Linked DNA regions of Homo sapiens: region 1 is linked to region 2. The links are chromatin contacts, found by Hi-C or POLR2A ChIA-PET in ENCODE. All regions are on one chromosome and are shown on one strand. Each heading gives the region's core, a stretch centred on a gene start or an enhancer-like site at or near the end of the contact. The rest is flanking DNA. Distances are from core to core; before and after follow the strand shown. Region 1 has its middle 55 kb from the start of LINC00598. Region 2 has its middle 16 kb from the start of LINC00548.

Evidence for each region. A loop is a pair of places that touch in the nucleus more often than their neighbours do. ChIA-PET counts read pairs that join two places held with the same protein, here RNA polymerase II (POLR2A). Pooled maps may share reads with other maps.
Region 1: a map of gastrocnemius medialis shows a loop between it and region 2 (6-fold over the local background). The contact joins two enhancer-like sites. A Hi-C loop is called at or near these places in 1 of 168 maps with a recorded cell type or tissue (gastrocnemius medialis) and 1 of 50 pooled maps. POLR2A ChIA-PET finds 5 or more read pairs at or near these places in 1 of 52 experiments (CD8-positive, alpha-beta memory T cell).

What each region holds. Positions count from the first base shown.
Region 1 is chr13:40,532,458-40,538,596 of GRCh38, forward strand. No RefSeq gene overlaps it. Among named protein-coding and RNA genes, the nearest start is that of LINC00598, 55 kb to the left of the region's middle. RefSeq lists a silencer at 5,115-5,409. Within about 2 kb of position 4,319, at least 7 of the 41 ENCODE cell types and tissues checked have a DNase peak (open chromatin) inside an H3K27ac peak, as active enhancers do; they include gastrocnemius medialis, where a contact is called at or near this core.
Region 2 is chr13:40,232,615-40,239,544 of GRCh38, forward strand. No RefSeq gene overlaps it. Among named protein-coding and RNA genes, the nearest start is that of LINC00548, 16 kb to the left of the region's middle. Within about 2 kb of position 3,482, at least 19 of the 41 ENCODE cell types and tissues checked have a DNase peak (open chromatin) inside an H3K27ac peak, as active enhancers do; they include gastrocnemius medialis, where a contact is called at or near this core.

The DNA of each region.
Region 1 (6,139 bases), core at 3,069-5,568, 300 kb after region 2:
CTAAAGACAAAGACACATTTCTACACTGAAAAAAAAGCGTGGAAAAATGAGAGGGCAAACCAATAGATTAAAAGAGACTGAAAAGACAACCAATCACAGCCCACGAGCCCTAATAAAATTCTGATGCAAACAAACCATTTAAAATACATAAATGCTCTAAACCTGGATTGTGGCGATGTTTGCACAACTGTTTAAATTTACTAACAATAGGCCGGCGTGGTGGCTCACGCCTGTAATCCCAACACTTTGGGAGGCCGAGGCAGGTGGATCACAAGGTCAAGAGATGGAGACCATCCTGGCCAGCATGGTGAAATCCCATCTCTACTAAAAATAGAAAAATTAGCTGGGCATGGTGGCGCACACTTGTAGTCCCAGCTACTGGGGAGGCTGAGGCAGGAGAATGGCTTGAACCCGGGAGGCAGAGGTTACAGTTAGCCGAGATTGCACCACTGCACTCCAGCCTGGAGACAGAGCAAGATTATGTCTCAAAGAAAAAAAAATTACTAACAATCAAACGGTATATTTACAATGGGTGAAGTTTACAGCTTGTAAATTATACCTCAATAAAACTGTGTCAGGCTATCAGGGAAATATGAAGACTAATGAACAATAAGGAATTATTGTTGATTTTTAAGGCATTATCATATTGTGGTTTTTTTTAAAATACTTCTTATCTTTTAAAGACAAATACTGAAGTATTTACAAATATTTGCAGATAATTCAAAGCATTTGTTTCCAAACATTCTGGTGTGGAGGCGATGGGGACAAAAGGTAATGAGCACACAGGCATTATTACACTATTCTACATTTGTGCACATTCGAAATGTTCCCTAATAAAAAGTGGAGCGGCTGGGCGCGGTGGCTCACAGCTGTAATTCCAGCACTTTGGGAGGCCAAGGCATGCAGAACATCTGAGGTCAGGAGTTCAAGACCAGCCTGGCCAACACGGTGAAACCCTGTCTCTAATAAAAATACAAAAATTAGCCAGGCGTGGTGGCACGGCCTGTGGTCCCAGCTACTCGGGAGGCTGAGGCAGAAGAATTGCTTCGCCGCACTGCAGCCTGGGTGACAGAGCAAAACTCCTTCTCAAAAATAAAAAAATAAATAAATAATAGTAGAGCATTAAAAGACAATTTGAAAACAAGAAAAGAGAAACAGTAAGGAAGAGAGAAAGGCTTTTAATTAATTACTTTGCTCTCTCTTAATTATTTAGCTCTCAGCTTTCTACCTTTGCTATTAACACAATTGATGTGTGGAAATAGATGGCATATAAATAATAATAAATAAATTTTTATAATAATATAAAAACCAAATAACCATAACTTACGTCCCGCGTCTTCAAACCCATACAGAGCGTGGAACTGCTGCCTCCCATCCCTGGGATGTTGCAAAGGAAATGGAAACCAACCACCAACACAAGGATATGACCCACACATGGGAGAGGACGTGCTGAGCAGGGATCTGGAGGTGTTTTAGTCATGGTTTGTGACCACTGTGGTGCTGCACACAGCCTGTGCCTTGGCATCCCACCACCATTTATAACAGTCAACCCAGTGAAATCAGATCCATTAAACAGCTTATTTTTAAAGAAAATACTTTACATTGCTGCACACGGCTGGGCGAGGTGGCTCACACCTGTAATCCCAACACTTTGGGAGGCCGAGGCAGGTGGATCACTTGAGGCCAGGAGTTCGAGACCAACCTGGCCAACATGGTGAAACTCCGTCTCTACTAAAAATACAAAAAATTAGCCAGGTGTGGTGGCGTGTGCCTGTAGTCTCAGCTGCTCAAGAGGCTGAGGCAGAAGAATTGCTTGAACCCAGGAGGTCAAGGTTGCAGCGAGCCGAGATCGCGCCACTGCACTTCAGCCTGGGCAACAGAACGAGACTCCGTCTCAAAAATAAATAAATAAATAAATGGTTGCATGAACATCAAAGCTTACATATTCACGAGTAATGTTATTTAAGTTTACACTAAAAATGGGTGAATTTATGATATGTAAATTATACTTCAATGAAGCTGTTAAACAAAAAAGGCACTTCCTAAAAATTGAAAGTGACACCTGTCAGGTGAGTAACAGGTTTTTTCATATCTGAGTGTGGATATCAGTCGCTTGCTCTGGACACAGAGCCAAAGAAAATGCTGAACACATTCTCTGGATTTATCTGAGTGACGCAACATAGCATGGTGGTAAAGAACGTGGCCTTCGGGGTTGGACAGATGGGCTGTGTTCAGCAAGCTTAAGTAAATGCTTAACCTTTCCAATCCCAGACTCCTCTTCAGGAAAACAGGAATAAAAACACCTTCCTTGCAGGACAGATGCAGGGATTAAATGAGGTAATGCAGTAAAGTTTGGCATCTAAGATTTCAACCCAAACCAGTGGCTATGATGGCTTCTAACACCAAGGCTTGCACAAGGAGACTGAACAAAAGGGGGACTTGCAGCGTGTTTCACTGGCCAAAAAAAATTAAAAATAGGCCGGGCACGGTGCCTCATGCCTGTAATCCCAGCACTTTGGGAGGCCAAGGTGGGCAGATCACGAAGTCAGGAGTTCAAGACCAGCTTGACCAAAATGGTGAAATCCCATCTCTACTAAAAATACAAAAATTAGCAGGCGTGGTGGCACATGCCTGTAATCCCAGCTACTCAGGAGGCTGAGGCAGGAGAATCGCTTGAACCCGGGAGGCGGAGGTTGCAGTGAGCCGAGATGGTGCCACTGCACTCCAGCCTGGGTGACAGAGCGAGACTTCGTCTCAAAAAATATTAAAAATAAAAATAAAAAAATAGAGCACTTGAGCTGCCAGATGACCTGGCAGGGCACACATCTGACGAAAAGAATTTTCCAGTGATGATTCTGAAATGATGAAGAAGTTTAAAAGAGCTTCAAAGGGCTGCGGCCGTGTCTCGAGCCCACACAGACCGGTCAGCCCTGTCACCTCCAGAACCGGCCTGGCACCATGGAAAGGGCACGGAAAGGGCTGCCAAAGCCGTCCTCGCGCCCACGCACGAAACCACCACCTCCGCAGCCGGGCCCAGCAGCTCCACTCCATCTCCCCTTTTCAAAATGAAGACCCTAAGATCTCCTTCGAGGAGATGAGCAGAAAGCCCAGCCGCAGAGCTGCGGACGCTAACGCCAGCGCCAAGCGGGTGCCGACACTCCCTGTGCTGTTCCGGCCCCACACCATCTGGAAAACAAGGTCGTCTTACCCTGTTTAGTCCATGAGGAAAGAAAGGCTCAGCTCAGGGAGGACATTTGCCCAAGGTTACATAACTGGTGGGTGCGCGGGCCAGGCCTGACATCGGGTCCACCCAGATGCCAACCTTCCTTACTGCTCCTCTCCAGCGCCTCAGCCAGCTCCCAGCCTGGGACCCAGAAAGGCCCAGAGCCCGCGCTCATGCCAGCACACGATATCTTCGGTACTAATCCCCGGATTTCATTAATCTCTATCACAGGTCCAAAGAGGAGGGGTCGCTGAGGCTGGGCTAATCTCCCTCCCGAGTTTGACTTCCAACTTTCCATGAAGGCCTTAGCCCTATTGCATCCCATGGGACCAAGTAAAAACCTTAGGCTCCCAGAAGATCAAGGGGATGTTTATCTGGCATCTAGGGATCAACTTCTGGAAGAAAAAAATACAGCAATATATCTAAATCCATTTCTTCAGGAAATTAATGAATGGAAGGGCTGCTCTTAGCAGAGTCTCCAGAACTGAATATGCAGAGGGCTTAAGGGTTCCTTTTCTAAGTAAGAGCTGTCTCACTGCTTCCTTTTTTTATTTTTTTTTTTTTTTTATTTTTTATTTTTGTGAGACAGGGTCTTGCTTTGCCACCCAGGCCGGAGTGCAGTGGCACAATCATGGCTCACTGTATCCTGGACCTCCTGGGCTCACACAATCCTCCTTCCTCAGCTCCCAAGTAGCTAAGACTACAGGCACGTGCCCCCACACCTGGCTCTTTTTTTTTTTCTTTCTTTCTTTCTTTTTTTTTTTTTTTTTTTTTTTTTTTTTTTTTTTTGTAGAGAGGGGGTTTCGCTATGTTTCCCAGGCTGGTCTCTAATTCCTGACCTCAAGTGATCCGCCCACCTTGGCCTCCCAAAGCGCTGGGGTTACAGGCGTGAGGTTACAGGCCAAGCCCTTAAATTATTCAAAGCTAAAGTTCTACTCCCAAGACCCCAAGGTTAACCGAAGTCCAGAAGTCCTCCGGTACCTGAAATACCTCACAGCTGCTAGGCTTTATGGCTGTTGTCAGACTGTTCAAACACAAACAGAGCCAAATATCCTGCCAGCCAGCACGGACCTGCTCCCAAGAATCATGTGTTATGGTTTCCATCACACCCAGCCATCAAGTCCTGTTTGAGCTTGTCATCCCTGCAAGCCATGTGACTGCTGGCACCTACCTGGGTCACATTTGCCTCTTCCCTTGGGACACAGCTTTTTGCAAAAAGGCCATAGCCACTTGCTAGGATGAGTCAGAAGTTCCTCAAATCTCCTGACACAACTCAGGGGCAAAGAGAAAGGGACAGCAAACAGGCCCAGCAGGGGCTGTCTAGCCATGACATAAGAAGCCAGCACATATCTTTAGAGGAGCGTTCAGCTCCGAATCCCAACCTGCTTCACAAACACCTGGGGCAAACTCCAGAGATGGCATTTCCACTGGCAATGACAGGAATCGGGCCAAACACCACACATCCCCCTGGACACTCTTGACGTTCAATACATTCACAGAAGCTTCCTTGACCACTCCTGGGCCCTGTGACCCTATCAGGCCAAGGAGCTGGTTCACAGAAAGTGAAAGATTCTGACAAGCAGAGTATTTTCCCTCTGAGCAGGTGTGGTTCCTCACTGAAACAGGAATCCTCTTTATTCCACAAGCGAGACACAGAACAAACAGTGCCCCAGGCCGGAGAACTGAGGCCAGACCTGCTTCCCAGGTGACCCCGGTGTCCACAAAATAAATGCCCCTGTAGGATGGGGATCATCCGCCTGCCTCTTTGCACACACTAGTCTCCTGGCCATTCTCCTGCGAAGGCCTCAACCTCCCAAAGCCCTTTAAAAGATAACATTTTTTCCATCCCCTTTTAATTATCTTGAGCCAATGGGGACAGGTTCAGACTCTGTCCCTGATTACTTTGATGGGTAAATCCCCTGCTGCTCGGCTGAGGAGGGCTCTCAGTAACCTCAGTCCAGCCATCCAGCTCCCCACAGCCCCGCCGCCAGGAAGAGCCTGGCTCCACAACCCCGTGCCAGGCCCTTGACTTCCAGCCAAGCGTACCCACTCACTCTTTTCCTGTGCTTTCCTGATTTTTAAAAGAGCTGGCACGGGGGCTCATGCTTGTAATCCTGGCACTTTGGGAGGCCAAGACCAGAGGATCTCTTGAGCCCAGGAGTTCGAGACCAGCCTGGCCAACATAGAGAGACTCCCATCTCTGCAAAACAATTAAAATAGAAAGATTATTGGGTGGGTGCAGCATACCAATATGGCACATGTATACATATGTAACAAACCCACACATTGTGCACATGTACCCTAGAACTTAAAGTATAATAATAATAATAATAATATATATATAAAAGATTATTGGGGCCAGACGTGGTGATTCATGCCTGTAATCCCAGCACTTTGGGAAGCTGAGGCAGGCAGATCATCTGAGGTCAGGAGTTCGAGACAAGCCTGGCCAACATGGTGAAACCCCATTTCTACTAAAAATACAAAAATCATCCAAGTGTGGTGGTGGGCTCCTGTAGTCCCAGCTACTTGGGAGGCTGAGGCAGGAGAATTGCTTGAACCCAGGAGGCAGAGATTGCAGCGAGTTGAGATCACGCCACTGCATTCCAGCCTGGGCAACAGAGCGAGACTCCCTCTCAAAAAAAAAAAAAAGATTATTGGGTGTGGTGGTGCGTACCTGTAATGCCAGACACTTGGGAGGCTGGGGCAGGAGAATCCATTGAGTGCAGGAGTTTGAGTCTGCAGTGAGCCATGACAGTGACACTGAACTCCAGCTGGGGCAACAGAGTGAGACTCTGTCTTGGGGAAAAAAAAAGTAGGAAAGAGAGTTTTTACATACCCTTCATCCAGCTTCTCCTACTGTTAATGACTTACATACTGATAGTACAATAATCAAAACCAAGAAATTAACTCTGG
Region 2 (6,930 bases), core at 2,232-4,731:
TAGCCATTCCAGAGGTGTTCCCCTGCAGAAGAATTAGGCAAATCTAAAAGCTATTAGCTAGAGACACAACATAATTGAATACGCAATGGAGAGTTTGCCCCCAGCACAGAGACTGGCCTCAGAGACACTCAGTAAGGAGAGCTGTAGGTGTGAGCAGCACTTCAGCTGTACTAATGTATAATTACAAATGAGCCGGATTCCTCCATCTTTTTCATTACAGCCAGCCCCTCCGGGAGCACTCTCAGGCAACACTTAGTTAGCAGTTAATAAGCCACTGCATGTGCCAGGCAGCAGCCAAATTGCATTTTCCCCAACACTTTCATTCACACTGGCCTTCCCCCATTGGATCAGCAAACATGAGATTATCCTGCTCCCTTTTACATGGACTCTAGAATTTGAATTCAGGAAGTAGCATACCCACTGTCTTGGAGATAGGGGTTTGGCGATTTGACACTCTTTAAGACCCTACCCAAGGAAGGTGGAACAGCAGTGCCTCTCAAACTAGCCCACAGCTTATGAAAAAATACTGACACCCGACATCAACCCAGCCCAATAAGGTCAGAATCCCAGGAGTGGGGCCCAGGAATTTAAATGTTTTTAAAATATCTTGGAGAATTCTGAAATATACCAGGATTGAGAACCGCTGGCTTTTGTTATCTGGGGGCCACTTGACCACGCCATCCCAATCCCACTGTTAGACATGCAGAGAGATCAGGACTCTTCCTCGCCTTGGCCTCTTCTTTATCAGATGGATGATCACACCCCTGACGGGCCGTGCAGTAGTCAAGGACAGCCAATTTATGTGGAGAGATTAAGCATCGAAGACTCCAGGAACCAAGAGCCCAAAACCTGCTATGCCTCTAGCCCAAGATCCAAGAGAAGTTCTACCCCGGTCTTTCCTGGTTCTCTGGATCCTGAGCATGGGAGGGAGAGTGGGAGACTTTTCTGTAGGAATTGGATGGTGCCCTGAGTAGATGGGTCAGGAAGAAACAAGAGAGAGGTAATGAGAGACATCCAAGAAGTTTTAGGAGGGGAAAATAAAATAATTAGCCATGCAGCTGCTAAGCCATGAAGCAGAGAGTGAAGGAGAAAGGAACAGCAGTGAGCAAAGTGAGACATGAGCAGGCACAAGTGTGGCAGCCAGGAATGGCGACAGCTGCCCATTTGTGTGTGTGTGGCACCCAGATTAAGCACATGTCCTCACATGTCCAGTGTGAGGCCTGACAAGCACAGATGTCAGATGAAAATATGAGCACCCGGGCTTGCCTTAACACTAGTAGGGCAGGCCTCTACAAGAAACCCCCATCAATTTCTAGACTGTTTTGCCAAACCCAGTAAATCAGTCTGGGTCCCACTGCCTGGCGTCATCCCTGCATATCTAAAAAAGCAGTGAAATATGGGACATCTAGAATTACGAGCTCCTTCACACATGGGCTGGCTCGGTGGCCTCGGCTGTACAGCTGTCCTCTCCTGACCCGGGCTTAATCTCTCCCTAATGAATTTTCTTTCTTGATATTCAAGCAGATGGCTCCACAGGAGAGTGAACGCATTCCCAAATCTTACAGCATGACTCTGTACACATGGGAAAATGTAGGTTGTGTTTTGGTTTTTGCTTTTTTCCTTAAGAGGTGCAATGAACACAATAATGTCTTTGAGGCTTTCAATGCCTAACCAAAACCAGCCAGGCTTTCCCTGGGATCTGGCTCTCATGGTGTTCTTAGTGGCACTGGCAATATACTGACTGTTCCACCAATCCTGAGACATTTGAGAGCTTCACCTAAAGAGTGGACTGTGCGGGTCCTTCCTCCTGATCCCAGGGGCTTCTGCATGAAACTTTACGCCTCTCACAGGTCCTCAGATAGAAGCAGGGAGCCTGGGACCTGCTTGACATTTTAACTTTGTTGCCCTGGGAGAGGAAGGGAATCAAATACCCCATCTAATCTGTATAGTTACCACATGAGGTTGACCTACTCAGGGATTTTTTTTTTTTTTTTTTTTGAGACAGAGTCTCCCTCTGTCACCCAGGCTGGAGTGCGGTGGCTCACTGCAAGCTCCACCTCCCGGGTTCACGCCATTCTCCTGCCTCAGCCTCCCAAGTAGCTGGGACTACAGGAACCCACCACCATACCCGGCTAATTTTTTTGTATTTTTAGTAGAGATGGAGTTTCACCATGTTAGCCAGGATAGTCTGGATCTCCTGACCTTGTGATCCGCCCACCTCAACCTCCCAGAGTGCTGGGATTACAGGTGTGAGCCACCGCGCCCGGCCTCAGGGATGCTTTTTAAAGTCAAGTCTCTGGGCAGAAGGAAAAAGGCTGGGTTCAGTACAAAATGCTCTACCAATGCTGAAATGTCAATAAAGCACTAGATGGGGGTGAGGCATATATAGGCCCATTCCCTAAAGACCAGGCTCACAGACTCAGAAAAGATGGGAAGAAACCTCAGAGATGATCCATTCACATGGTTCTCAAGTCTGGCTGCATATGAGAACCACCAGGAGAGTTTTCTAAGCAAGTTAATCCAACTCCCATTCCAGAGGTAGAACTGCAGGCATGGGATCCTGGCATAATCATTTTCTTAGTTCCCCAGATTATGCAGTTCTGGCCCTTAGGGGCTCTCGAGTGTGGCAGAAATGAGACTGAAACCCTAGCTCCCTCCTCCAGGGTGACCCAAACTTGACTAAACCCATGAATCACCAGAGGCGATTCTGTAAACATGCGGATTAAAAATCAGAAGGTCTGGGGTGGGCCTGAGATTCTGCATTTCTAAATGACTTCCAGGTGAAGCGGATGTTGCTGCCGGCCCTCAGACCACACTTCGAGGTATCAGGTCCTGGCATCTAGTCCTATAAATAGATGAGTCACATGCCTATTGGCCTTCAGTCTTTCTAACATCAAGACTAGAGAGCCAATGTGGCAGAGAGGTTAGATGGGGAGGAGCCATGTTTTTCACCCTGATTTTGGAACTTAATTGCTGTGCAATCTTGAGCAAGTCACTTAACCTCTCTGATCTTTAATTTCCTCAGATGTTAAAATAGAGAAAAAACTAATACATACACAAAGTTGTAAGGCTGATCAGATGAGATGTGAAGTTGTTCTATAAACTGTAAAATACTACAAAGTTTAAGAGTTTATTATAAAATTGGCCTTTGAAAGATACCATTTTAGCCTTTAAAATGTTGGTCATTTATATGTGCACACTTTTTGTAGTCCTGTATTTCTCCTAGTGGTAGCACATGTATGTGGACACACATGCAATAGATGAGTTTTATCTCCTAAAAGGTTTAAACTCTGGTGTGTGTGTGTGTGTGTGTGTGTGTGTGTGTGTGTGTGTGTTCTTATACCATTGCCTGGAGTGTAAGGACTTGCAAGGAAATTCTCTTTGACCAGGAGGATTCAAGAATGCAGAGCAAATGTCCAGGAGTCGCAGCCAAATTGGTAGCTTTTCTTGCTCCTTTCCACTGCATTAGCATGCCCCTAGCCAAAACAAGATGGCACCATGCCCCGGCCAACTTGATCTCAATGTTCTCCACAGCTGTGTGTCCCCACTGGGGTGAGTATTGGAGCAATGTCTCATGTCTAGTCTAGCCAGGAAGATTGTCACTTTGGACCCTAACCCTTTCTGAGGTTTGAGCCTCCAATTCACTCATGTCTGGCCAGCACGAGTCATGCCATCCATGTATCCTCACTCCCAAAAGAAATGACACCCTTGGCAAATTCTTGAACTACGTTTTGGAAGCCGCCGCTGAGGTTGCGCAAACACATTTGGCACAGGCTTCAGGGACCAAGCAGTTCTCTGGGTTGAATCGCAGAAACAAAATGTACTTGTCCTGCTTCCGAGATGGTGTCTGAGGACTTGGCTCCCTCGGCCGAGGAACTGCCTCCTCGCTGATGTCATCCTGCCACGGAAAGGCAAACATCTCTGGGTTCAGCAGTTCAGAACCAGAAGTGAGAAAAGTTGGGGATCCAAAGGGCATCCACCCAGGCTTAACTCCATCGGGACAACGTAGAGAGACATGCACTCAATTCTTAACAACTAAATCATCTTAAAATAAAATGTATTGAAGCAGTTTGTGAGGAGGAATCATGCTGCTGAAATGCCCTCGGGCAAGGATTACTGGTCGTGATGCTACCTCCATCCAGTGGGGTTTTGTGGGGCTCCACGTGCTGCCACATGCACCCCATAGGAGCACAAGTTCCCAGAGGCCCAGGAGAATATTCAACATCCAACCCTAAGGAAGAAATAATTTCCATGTAGCACTCGTGCCTCACATTCATGTCACTGCGTAATATCTCAGACATCCAGTGACTGCACTTTCCTGGCCAAATTGAGGCGGGTGCTTCTGGAGTCTGGTACATTTCTCAACTCCAGGTTATTTCTCAGCACACAAAGTACCAGGGCTGCTTCAGTCTCCTCAGAGGAGCCATTCTCGAGATGGAGTTTCTTTTTTGTTTTATTTTACTTTAAGTTCTGGGATACATGTGCCGAACGTGCAGGTTTGTTATATAGGTATACGTGTGCCATGGTGGTTTGCTGCACCTATCAACCCAAGACGGAGCTTCTTTTACCCAGAAAAAAAAAATGAATCCTCTTTCCCATATTCATAATTTTCAAATGTAAAATCTGAAATTTTTCTTACCAGATCAGAACTCCCTAATGCCCAATGCTGCAGACCACAGAGCCACTCAGCTTTGTGACCAGAATAAAAGCCTTCATGAAATCATGAAATTTGTTCTGGTGGTCACAAGAGTCAGACATGCACATCATGCAGAGATTTGTATGATGAAGTCTTAGGAAGACAGTGGAAGGTGTGGACCTTCCTTAAAGAGTGATCAATCTTCTGGGGCCTCATCCTTGGCTGTCCACTGGAATCCCTTGGAAACTATTTCACAGCTCGAATGCCTCGGCCGTCCACCAAACTATGCGAATGGAACTTCTGAAGAGGAAGCATAAGTATTTGTGAAAGTCCCCTCCATTGATTCTAATGGATATCAGGGATTGAGAAAGCACTCTCTCATCCAATTCTCTGTTTTCCTAGATGAGAAAATTTTGTCCCAAAGAATTCAAGTACTTTACTTAAGGTCACACTGATCACTAGGGGCAGAGCTAGGACTGGAGCCTAGATATCCCAATTGCTGGGCCAAGTTTTTTCACTCCAGGTAAGCAGAACAGTAATTTTGTAGATGTGCAGCCAGGGAAACCATTTCACAAATGGTTGAGGTGAGGCTGCTGGAACCAGACTCCCAGGGCTTGCTTGTTGAAAGAATTACTTGATGGATTGATCAGAATTCTAGTTCTGCCACCCTATTGTGGGGACGCGGCAAACCACTGAACCTTGCAAAACTTCATGTTCTTATTAATAAAATGGGGGTGGGTGGTGTTTAGGATGGGGAGGGGTAATAATAATACCTTCCTCCTCGTATTGTGAGCTTTTAATGAAATAATATCCATAAAATGCTTAGAAGAGTGCTAGGCACATAACAAATGCTCAATAATGTGGCCTCTCATTAATATTAGTATACAGATGCACTGGTACTAGTTCTGAGGGTTTATGGCATTAATGTCTGAAGCCAGAAGCACGTCATGTGTTGGAGAGAGGAATGGGGATTGGCCTTGTAGGACACTCAGCAGTACATAGGCATGGACTAAGACTCCACAGTCCACGAAAACTTGGCCTTTCTTGACTTCCAAGATGATTTACTGTTCAAATTCCAATCACATTGCTTGGAACGAGGGTCTCCATCCTCCTTCCACTTGGGGCTGTCTAAATACATGCAGTCTCTGTGGTCTAACAGAGAGGAGTTGAAGATGCAAACTTGACCCTTCATCCCTCCAGACAAAACTGAATAGATGAGGGGTGTTTCCCAACCCAGGTACCCAAGTCAGATCCCAAGCTGTAACACAAGAAAAAATAACTGGGCCTAGAAAATTCCTTCCCCAAACCTCCTCCTGATTTCAGTATTTATATGATTTACCCCATCATTTATTGCTCAACTTGATTTAAAACATCATCTTTTTAAATGATTCTCTTCTGTTCTTCAATCTCTACCTCCACTACAAAAGAAAAGTCTCTCTTTACTCACACTCCCGACCCAGTTTAAGCCCTCCTTAACTTATGCCTGAATTATCCTCCTGAACCCTTTGCTACTGGAAGTGTGGCCTACAGACCAGCAGCTTTGGCATCACCTGGAAACTTGCTACAAATGCAGGATCTTGAATCTCACCCTAGATCTACAGAATCAGAATCGGCATTTTAACAAGATCCTCAGATGATTCATGTGCCAGTTCAAGGTGAGAACCACTGGGCAGATTCATGTTCTCCTTCCTGGGTTATGCCTCTTCTCTTTGTGCTGTGTGGTGTTACCTGATTCACTCCCCGAGGTGCTGCTTCATGCCACTCCCAAACTCATAATCTTCAACTTTCAGTATTTCAAGTCAGGCAATGCTAATACTTCATATGCATGTAGACAGGACTTTCAGATCATAACGCATTCTCATTTAGCATTTTATCTAAGGTCACATCTAATCAGCAATTTTATGGTAATACCCCAAATATCCCAAATCCAACTATGTTGAATTAGGGTTCCCCAGAGGAATAGAACCAACAGGAAACAGATGGACAGACAGACAGACACACACACACACACACACACTCACATATACATATATACATATATATGTGTATATATATGTATGTGTGTATGTATATATTTACATATATATAGAGAGAGAGAGAAGAAGAAGAGACAGAGAGAGAGAGATTTATTGTAGGAATTGGCCCACATGATTATGGTGGCCATGAAGTTTCACCATCTGCCATTTGCAAGCTGGAGAACCAGGAAAGCTAGTGGTGTAATTCAATCTAAATCCAAAGGCCTGAGGACCAGCAAAGACAATGGTGTAGGTCCCAGTCCAACTCTAAAGGGATGG